2 separate regions of the Homo sapiens genome follow, and region 2 is linked to region 1. A link is an interaction called in ENCODE POLR2A ChIA-PET data of the cell type or tissue named here. Cell type or tissue: Panc1. All regions are shown on one strand. Each heading gives the region's core, and the rest is flanking DNA. Links, peaks and the distances in the headings are about the cores only.

Region 1 (5,436 bases), core at 291-5,290:
AAACACACACCAACATTTTATAGATGGTTGATTAGTGTACCCCAAAACTCATGTCTGGAACCCCAGAATGTACTTAGTTAAAACGAGGTCACACTGGATTAAGATGGGTACAAAATCCAATGATGATATTCTCATAAGAAAAGGAGAGGACACACAGAGACAAGGGGAATAAGGCCGTGTGGAAATGGAGGCAGAGATTGGAGTTGTGCAGCTCTAACCAAGGAATGCCAGGGATTGCCGGGAACCATAAGAAGCTGCAAAGGCAAGGAAGGGTTTGTTCCTAGAGCCTTCAGAAAGGACAAGGCCTTGCTAATACGTTGATCTCAAACTTCTAGTTTTCCAGAGCTGTGAGACAATGAATTTGTGTTGTTTTAAGTCATCCAATTTCTGGTACTTTGTTATGGGAGCCCTAGGAATGTAATACAGTGACGATTAGATAACATTTTAAACTGCATTGGAAAGTGTGATTTTTTTTTTTTTTTTTTTTTTTTTTTTTTAGATGGAGTCTCGCTCTGTCGCCCAGGCTGGAGTGCAGTGGCACAATCTCGGCTCACTGCAAGCTCTGCCTCCCGGGTTCACGCCATTCTCCTGCCTCAGCCTCCCGAGTAGCTGGGACTACAGGCGCCCGCCACCACGCCCGGCTAATCTTTTGTATTTTTAGTAGAGACGGGATTTCACCGTGTTAGCCAGGGTGGTCTCGATCTCCTGACCTCGTGATCCACCCGCCTCGGCCTCCCAAAGTGCTGGGATTACAGGCGTGAGCCATCACACCCAGCCTGGAAAGTGTGACTGTTTAAAAATCACTGTGTGCCAGGCTTGGTGGCTCACACCTGTAATCCTAGCACTTTGGGAGGCTGAAGCAGGCGGATCACTGCCTCTTCAGTAATGCCTGTTCTTCTACCTCTGGCTTGCTCTTGAATTCTGTCCTGGGCAAAGCCAAGAACTCAGCAGGCTAAGCTGCACTTTGGGGCTTGCCTGCCCTGCATCAATTGTATCATTACACAAAAACATTCCTGCTCCTCATTCATTATTGGAAATACAGTACCCTAAACAGTTAAAGTTTAACATTGAGTAAATCAGTTTCCAGCAGCTAAAAACAAAATATCCTCACCTAAATTGTTTCAAATATAGAATGGATAATATTTAATTTAGAAATTATGCATGGCAACTATAAAGTTTAGTTATGACTTTACGTTAATGCCTTGCTCAGTAAGTGCACAATTGAGAACTGCATACTTCTCTTTGTTGTAAAGGTAGGCCGAAAGTTTTTGGAGTGGATTGTCACTGAAGATCCCACCTCTAACTTTCTCCATGTTTTATATCAGACTTGGCTTGATTGAGAGATTAGCTTCCTGTGCTAGAAACACTACTCAACTTTAAATCATAAGACGTGGATCTGAGCCCTGGCTCTGCTACTCCTAAGCTGTGTAAAACTGGACAGCCCACTTAAGCATGATTAAAAGAGAAAGAAAATGTATATAAGTATCTGAGGTCAGTGCCTGGTACACAGGTGGCATTTAATAAGGATGGGCAAGACATGTAGTTAGATCTACAGTGTAACAATTAGGAGTGAAGGGCTGTGGAGGGAAACAGAACAAGGTTCAAATTCTGATTCTGCCACTTTCTGGTTTAACAGTTGAACGAATTGCTTGGACTCTCTAAGCTTCAGGTTTCTCCTCTGTGGAAAGGAGGAAATAATTCCCACAACCTACAGTTCTCTGCAAATATTAAAAACCATAATCCATAAGAATAATTTAGCATAGTGCTGGCACACTGTACATTCTTAATATTTTTCTGGTTATTATTAATGTTATTTAATGTTTCAGAATAGATGCTTTAACCATTCCAAGTTTTTGGATGTTTTAAATACAAAGATATTGAAATAAAATATTTTTTGGGCTACTTTTTTTAAAATTAAATTCAGAGTAATTCTAAATTATTGTAAGCTAAAACCTGAACTTTAAAACGATAATAATGGTATTAGCAAAAATAAAATGTAAGAAAAGACAATTTTATCACCAGGATTTAATACATAGAAGATGCATTCAACTCATATGCTTTCTCTCAAAGTGTGTTTTATTGGAATACCAAGATAGGTAAAGCACACTCTAATTTATATATATATAAATTATTTTATATTAATATATATATATTCATTTTATCACTTCTGAGGCATTGGGAAATGACCTTCTCCCAGATTATCCCCTGTTCCCTTGTACTCAATAGTCAACCATTAGAGATTTAATCCTTTTACTTAAAAATATATTCCCTGGAAAGAAAACAACAGGCTATCAGATGTGAACATCTAAGTGGAAATGAGGTTATCAGAAGCATTCCAAAAGAGAGCATGGATGCATAAATATTCCAGAAACAGAAATAGCAACTTACGAAAGGGAAAAGAAAGGTGAACAGATGCTGTGAAGATAAACTTCACTTTTTTCCCAGCTAAAACTGTCTCCAAACATTGGCAGAGAAGACCAGGAACTTTTTATAGATAACAACTGCTTTTTCTTTTTTAAATCATATGTGTTCTTGCATTTCTGTAATCACGAGAAACAAATTTAATTTAAAGATGCCAAAGGCTTTAGCCTCCTTTTTTCTTTTATATTGTGTCGGTAATCCAGATATTTCTGATATTTACATTAAAAGAACATGATACTGCTAATAGAAAACTGCCCTATCAAAATGTTTTTATAGTATCTGCTCTGGAGCTATAATTTTACTAAGGGTGACACAATAAAATGACAAACTTTTTAAAAATCACCTATTTTTAGTCTTTTCTTACATATAAAAATACACGTTAGATTGGCAGTTCTGACTTTTGGCAACCAAAAGCACAGCTTCAGAAAAGTATAATTATAAAATCACTCTAAAACTATTTTGTCATGTAGTATGTCAGGTAAATAATGGTTGCTTTAGTGAGAAAGAGAAAAAGAATGAGAGACTATTCGTAATTAAATGAGTCTAAGAGAGAAATGACAACTAAAGGCAATAAGTGATCTTGGACTGAAACTAGAGGTATAAAGGACACTTTAAAAATGGTTGCTTTAATGTGAAAATTATTTTAGTAACTGGTTATGCAAATTTAGGCATTTGTTCAAGTGAAGGTTAAGACTGTGAGAGGGAACGGCTAACACCCCCTGAGAATATTGTTTTTTATTCTCAACAAAGAACAAAGGAGGCATATGTTTCTTTTCTTTTGAGTAATCTAAAACAATTTACTTGTTTTTGGTTTTTTTTTTTTTTTTTTTTTTTGAGATGGAGTCTCACTCTGTTGTCCAGGCTGGATTATGCAGTGGTGCAATCTCAGCTCACTTCAACCTCCACCTCCTGGGTTCAAGTGATTCTCCTGCCTCAGCCTCCAGAGTAGCTGGGACTACAGGCATCTGCCACCACCCCTGGCTAATGTTTCCATTTTCAGTAGAGACAGGGTTTTTTCATGTTAGCCAGGCTGGTCTCAAACTCCCAACCTCAAGTCATTCACCCGCCTTGGCCTCCCAAAGTGCTGGGATTATAGGTGAGAGCCACCTTACCTGGCAACCTCTTTATTTTAAAAGTACTTTTAAAATTTCAAAAGTAAAATGTATTTGTTTTTTAAAAATTCCAGTACACAAAAGTATAAAATAAGAGTGTCCTCACCTTAGCTCCTCTCTCTCAATTGTTTGTCTAGTATTCTTTGCACCTGTGCAGACATTTTATATATAAGGAGGCAACGCAGAGAGAAAGAAATGTTCTTCAAACTTTATGGTCAAGGTTATCAAATACTGACACTGGGGTTTTATAACAGCTAAAGATGGGTCTTTGCAGATGAGACAGTCTTCATAATTGGGGTCTTTTCACCATTTCACATAGAGTTTAACTGAACTGTTTGTATTACGATGAAATCTTTAGCTATTCAAATATGAATCATGGATATTTATAACCCAGTGTTGTCCAATTTAACATTTCATGGTTCTAGCTGCTGAAGCCAGAAAAGAGCATCAGAAGGCAAACCTTTAAATGTCTTCGAAGTTCATTTTAAGTACTGCCCTCAAATTCTGCGTAGGTTTCTAAAGCTTGCTCATTTTCTAAGAGTCTACTACATCTAATGGATGGCAAGAAGTCCAATGAGCCTCTGGATCTGGGTGAGATGAAGAGCCACCTCCTCTCTGTCTGCGGAGAGGGAAGCACTCTGAGAATAGACACTCCTGCAATTTGGCACATTGTTTTCAGCCCTAACTGAAACTAGGAAATGCAGGGAAGTGTGATCATGAAAATAACAGGATCAGAGGAGTGTAGAAATTAGCTGGCTTTTTTCCCCTACAAAATTCATAAAAACAGACTATCTTAAGTGTGGGGTATGATTTCTGGGTTTTATGTAAGAAGAGATGTCTTACAGCTGAAACCATGAAACCAACAAGAGAATATCTTTCACCTCCCTGTGACTCAAGGCACATTGCAAGAATGCTGCGTAGAAGTACATCCAACAAAACTGACCCAAAAGCACAAATGCAGGAGTGGGGCTGGAGATGGTGATTCTTTCTAATTAAAGTCCTGGCTCATGTAGTTGTGGGTATTCTGTGAGACTACATACGAGTATTTAGTGCAATGCCTGCTTTGTGGAAGTGCTCAATACACAGTCATTGGCAGAGTGGTTGTTAAGACTTCATTCTAACTTTCAGAGCATCCTCATGACACTTCATTCATGGAGAGCAGTGTTTCTTTGTTAACAAAAATCCACATAAATCATGGGCAGTTGGGGAAATTTTTCCTTACCATCAGAAACTTTGAAAATGACCTCTCAAGGTAGGAAGGAGACAGATTATATACATGTGTGTTCAACTGTAAATCCCTTGAATGAGTTTTATCTCCCCCCTCACAATGCCCAGCATAATGCGTGACATGACATATAATATGACCTAATAAATGTTGCCATCTAGGGTAGGGGGTAAGAGCATAAACTCTGGAGCCAAGCTGTTTTATTCTTGGCTCTCCTGCGTAGCTATGTCATCATGGACAAGTGACCTAACCTCTTCGTGGTTCAGTATCCTCAACTGTGAGGTAAGGACATGAATAGTTTCTACCTCCTTGGTTTGCCATGAGGAGTAAATGAATTAGGACATGTAGATTGTTCATAATACTGCCTACTACCTTGGTATGCTATCTGTTTGCTATTATTGTTATGATGACGAAGAAGATGATGCCCACTCCCCACCCAAAGCACTAACTTTAGAAATACCTTACAGCTTAAGGACACACCCTCTGCCTCCTTTTCTGGTACTTAGTGACCGTCTAAGAAATAAATATGGTTGTTCTTTTTATATCTGTTAATAGCACGTGATAATAGCTACTAAGTGAAACCCTTTCTACCTGGTTGTAATTTTTTTTTCAAGAAAAAAATTTTTTACAACAATTTTTTTTCAAGATGCCAAGGAAGTTGTCAAGCACCTCTGCTAT
Region 2 (5,436 bases), core at 294-5,293, 280 kb after region 1:
CTGATCAGTTTTAAAACCTTTAATAGGGTTTTATATAGATTTAAAAAATAGTAAAATAATCTGCTGTATGTTTCAGTGTTCTTGGTCTTAAATTATTGCAACACTTTCAGATTTGTTTTAAGATCATACAGTAACATGTTATATTTATACATACTGCTAGAAAATATACTTTTAGTTTTAAAATGGAATTTTTATAAATGTACTTTAATTTTAAAATGGTGAACTTGTTAAGTTTAAGTCAAAGTACTTAAAAAGTATGTATATTATCCATACAAAAAGTTATGTTTTACGCTTATAATAAGAAATACTGGTATCTCATATCGAGATACAATTAATTTTAAAAAATCATACATCATTTAAAAATCTTCACACATGAACAGGAAAGATATCATTTCTATGCTTTAAAAAACCCTCTATTGAGCATTTTCAAATATTAATTTTATTTTGGGGGAAAATGCCCACAACAATAATTGCAAGATCTTTCTCAATAGCTTCAGTTTGCTGTTGGATGCCTACCTTAACTATTGTTTTAAAATATAGATATATATATATATATTTAAAATAGTTTTCCAGGTATTTTCTTCTACCTTTTTTAAAAATAAATTTCCAAAAATGAAAACAGAGTTTATGTATTTTTGTCAATGAAGGTTTTTATTTTGTAGTTTATAGAATTTGTTCCTTATCAGTTTGATACTTGATCAACATTCTTAGACTTTTTAATCTGTATTTACTTTGGGGGGAAAAAAGCACTCCTATATCTTAAATGTCCTTCTTTTTTCTTTTCCCTTTTAGGGTATTTGTTCTCTTGGATTGAAATTTATGCCCACAGATTTTTCTTTTCATTTGAAAATGAATGTGAAGATACTGTTTACAGCTTTTGTTAATTGCACTTTTCATCACTCTGATCAATTTCTTGTAAAGTGCTATGGGAATTATTTTTCCTGTGAATATTAATGATTTTACTACTGCCTCCGAAGTTTTAAAAAAGGTTCTGTAGACAGAAAACAGTTGTTGCAACCAAAAACAACCAAAAAAAGAAAAAAAGGGAAAACTGGCTTACCTTTCTCAGATGAATTAAATGATTTTAATAACTTCCCAATTACCAGGGTTATAACATTGCTTTCTTCAGTTATTAATACAGTCAAATTAATTTTAACAATATAGGCACAATTCATTTACAAATTCAGTACAGTAGTCCAGGGCTACATGTAAGTGGTCTCTTTATTTTATTCTTTACATCAGAAAAATCATGAATGTCAGTTTTGCCAGTATTTTACAATGAGGCTTATCGTTTAAAATTTTATAGTGTATGACATGTAAATAAACCAGTATTTATTGTAGGTTGTTTGATTCAGGCATTTCAAATGGATATAGGTTAATGGCAATGGAATCCTATTTATTTGGTAGTTGGTTTTGTTTGTTTTTGTTTATTTACTTTTGCTATTTGTTTTGTATTGTCTAAACTTTGCTTCAACTGAAGACAGTGTAAGGAGTTGAAAATACAATCAACATAGCAATGGAAAGCAATGCAAAGAGGGTAAATCTTGTTTTAATTTTTTTAACTTTTTTTTTTTGTAAATAAATAGTACTGTGATACTTTAGGTGTGACCTCTATTCCACATGATAGTTAGAACCAGAAAAACACTTTTGCTTTCTAGTTATACTATTGGTTCATTGTAAATGCATTACCAAAAGACAATATGAAAAAGAGCAAGATTAAGTTTTTCTAACATTGTCCACTTCAGGGGCAAGCATGCTTGGTATAGAGCTCTAGCTTGTGTATACCTTAAACTGTAACTTGCAGGTGTTTTTCAGTTGCTGCACTTTTTATTTAATCTTGCTCAGTCCCAGTAACTATCTCAAAGGTAATTGCTGGAATATGCATTTTGAAATACGGTTTAAAAAAAATCTGTGTATTGTTTCATCTAAAAAGAAAAGCACTATTGGAAACACTAAAAACGTGTTAAACTTTGTAGTTATTTTGCATTCCTGTACTTTACAAACTGTCATCACAGCAAAAAGTTTAAAATTAGGTAATGAAATATTTTTGTAAATAAATACCGTTAAGCTGGTATTTTAAAAAATGTATTATAAATTAATTAATGTTTCTGGAAAATGTTCATATATATGTATATGAATGTCTCTTTATGCTGAAGGGCTCTGATTGGGCAAAATAAAATACTCTAATCTCTCCTGAAACTAAACAAGCCCTTTTTCCTGGAAAATTTGTTCTAATTTTTTTCTGAATTATGGAATTAATCTATTAATAACCTAAGAAAATAATTGATTAAAAAAATAGATTCCCACATTTACTGAAAGTGAAGCTAATCATATAACTCAGGTAATACCAACTATATTTTTCTTGACTATCTGGAGTTTTTGGTGAAAAACACCTACCCCTGTGTTGGGTGGATTGAGAGTAAAGGAGACAGGGTGAGAGTTAAGGAATAGGAATGAAATCTGAGTGCATGCTTCTTGGCCTTTAGTGTGTACGCGAATCACCTGAGGATCATATTAAAATACAGATTCTGATTCATTGCATTTGAGGTGTGGCCTGATTTTGCATCTCTAACAAGCTTCAAGCTAATATAGATGCTGCTGGTCTTGGAACATACTTTGAGTAGCAAGGATATGGATAGTTTCCACAGAGTGTCAGTGTCCAACTACTTGTACGAAAAATGAGTATCACATTAATGAATCTTGAAAAATGTAAAGAAGACCAAACAGTACTTACCACTGTTTCTGTTGTGTTTTAGAATAAAAGACGTAGTAGTTCTCTTATTACATTGAAGGATTATTTGATTTTGAAATATATATATTTTTTATTGTGACACATGCTTATCCCACATGGTGGCAGTCTCGTCTCACTGTGTGAGCCTTTAGCAAGAAGCGTTGCAGTACAATTTTACATGGGAAAAAAACATAGACTTTCCAAAGGATAATTTTCATGATACTTTTTTATCCAGAAAGTTACTAAACACTCTTAGATATGGAACAGATAATATGTTCCTAAGGTATTATAAAGTTATGTAAATCATTTGGTAGAGTGATCTGGTTTATTATCAAAAAATTTTTCAGTGTCTTTCTAGGAAATAGAGGCATAAAGTGATAAAATTTTAAAAACTGAAGATTGTCTTCATGTCTCCGGTCATGCCTTTTTAAAGAACATTATATTGGGTATGTGCTGTGTAAATAGTACAGTGCTATCCACTGCTTTAGATAAAAATTTAAGTTGTCATTGTAACCCTTCATAGGAATTTACAGGAAGATTCTGATTTTCTAGGAGTTTACAGGAAGATTCTGATTTTCTTCCATTAGTTTAAAAATTGTATGTTTGCCCCATTTTTATGCTTTTTTCAGTTTTTGTACAAAAGTGTTTTGTCCTAGGTACCTTAAGGAAAGCTTTCAAAATGCTTTTTTTAGACTAAAACATCTTTTAAATAAGAAAATACTTACCTGTCATTTTATTTTTTTCAAATTCAGTCTGTCTTTTTAATATCAATAATGTATATTCTGTTAACTTTAAACTTATGGAAATATTCTAACATTTAGTTTTAGTCATTTTATATGATTTTATACTGTTTTAAAAAACAAAACCCCATAGCTTCTTTTTTTAATAACTTTTCAAAAACAGCATGAAAGTAAGATACATATTTAACAAGGTTCCAACAAAATAGAATATTCTGTTAGTAGCAAAGGAAGGGAGTCTGAGGACTTCATTTAAAGTTATTAAGGAGAGAGAGAGAGAGTGTGTGTGTGTGTGTGTGTGTGTGTGTGTGTGTGTGTGTGTGTCCCACCAAACAAGAGACCTCCTTGTTCATCTCTCCCGGGCTGAGTTCGACTCTGAACCTTTCTTTCCACTTCTCTCTGCTGCTTCCATTTCATTTCTGTTCCTGCCCCCCATGCCTCTCACCCCAATTCTCTTTACTCTTTAGTATGTTTTATTTTAGCTAACTACTTTTCTTTGCCCATTTAGCAGGGAAATAATGCAATCCCTCTGTTTCCCAGGGCCCCTCCTAAATACTGAGTAGATTTGTAAATAATGTTTGTAAATACAATAACGCCATCCCTACTCTTTGTTACCTCCAGACACTCAAAATATCAGCAGATAAAGCAAAACACATTAGTACATGGAAGAAATACTGTGCTGAGGCTGAGAATTGTAACTCCCAAGAGCACTGCAGGAGTATGTTTGGATAGAACACACTGCTGCTTCACTAGGGTGTTTATCCAGCTTGCTTTTTTATTTTTTGAGACACAGTCTCACTCTCACACAGGCAGAAGTGCAGTGGTACAATCATGGCTCACTGCAGCCTTGAACTCCTGGGTTCAAGCAATCCTCCTGCCTCAACCTGCCAAGTAGTTTGGACTACAAATGTGCCTCACCACTTCCAGTTAAGTTTTTTATCTTCATTTTTTTGTAGTGACAGGTTCTCACTATCTTGTCCAGTCTGGTCTTGAACCCCTGGGCTCAAGCGATCCTCCTCCCTTGACTTCCCAGAGTGCTGGAATCACAGGCATGGGCCACCACACCCAGCCAGGTGTTTTAGCTTTCAAGATCAAAGATGCCCAGAAATTACAGCATTGCATGAGTACAAAAGTTAGAAGACCACACATTTCAGAAAGTGAAAACCTCCATGTTCCTTTAATAACAATGTGACTGCAGATACCATTAGTCTAAGCAGTGGTTCTCCAACTTGAACATCAGAATCTCCTGGATACACAACTTTTGTGAAAACACATCACTGGATCACATCCCCAGAGTTTCTGATTCAGTAAGCCTGCAGTGGGGCCCGAGGATTGGTATCTTAACAAGTTCCCAGCTGATGCCGAAGGTGCCAGTCTGCAAACCACACTTACTGAGAACCCTGATGTAGAGCAATGCCCTAGAAGCAGTGTCTTCTCTGTATCACATGGTTTAGATGTCTCCGTTACTATCTGGTAATGAAATTATAGATAATATGCTTGCCTATACATTCAATTTTTAAAAATCAACATAGTGTCTGAACTAATGTGCCAGAGATATGAAATGAAAGCAATTTATAATTTTTAAAAAAGTATTTCAATATGCAAATGCTGAGGTTACACACAAGAAGAACAAAGACAAGTCACACATATTTCTAAAACGTTCCGAAGGGGGTATCCCCTCCTAACCTCACTCCCGTTGTAGCCTCACTTTGCCCCTCACACCCTCTGACGTTTGAACCCTTGGGCCAGAGAGTAGAACCTGCAATAGGACCCATCCTTTTTCAAATTTGTTCCCATGCAGTGGGACTGTCACGAATATGTTTATAAATGTTATGCCATAATATATACATGAAAGTATAGACTACTTAAATGCTAGTTTGGAATTTTAGAGCAGTTTGCATTAATTCCTCTTACAAATTTATATTCACTTTCTTATTTAAGCTGTTTTTGAACTAGAGTGAATTAGAG

Evidence for each region. ChIA-PET counts read pairs that join two places held together with the same protein. Peaks named below come from ENCODE experiments on the same cell type or tissue, not always from the same donor. Only the 100,000 strongest peaks of a DNase experiment are listed, where the experiment ranks them.
Region 2: POLR2A ChIA-PET joins it to region 1 with 16 read pairs; 2 of 35 experiments call an interaction of 5 or more read pairs at or near these places.

Annotation. Positions count from the first base shown.
Region 1 is chr6:147,110,322-147,115,757 of GRCh38, forward strand. The region is part of intron 4 of STXBP5-AS1 (STXBP5 antisense RNA 1); the gene reads right to left. Among named protein-coding and RNA genes, the nearest start is that of LUADT1, 46 kb to the right of the region's middle. In Panc1, for the core only: no CTCF peak of the experiment used is centred there; no DNase peak of the experiment used is centred there; H3K27ac peaks cover 2,621 bases.
Region 2 is chr6:147,388,270-147,393,705 of GRCh38, forward strand. STXBP5 (syntaxin binding protein 5) reads left to right here. Exons shown (of 28, transcript NM_001127715.4): 28 at 1-2,204. LOC124901421 (a long non-coding RNA gene) reads right to left here. Exons shown (of 3, transcript XR_007059802.1): 3 at 429-5,436. Among named protein-coding and RNA genes, the nearest start is that of SAMD5, 120 kb to the right of the region's middle. In Panc1, for the core only: CTCF peaks have their summits at 2,849 and 3,049; no DNase peak of the experiment used is centred there; H3K27ac peaks cover 384 bases.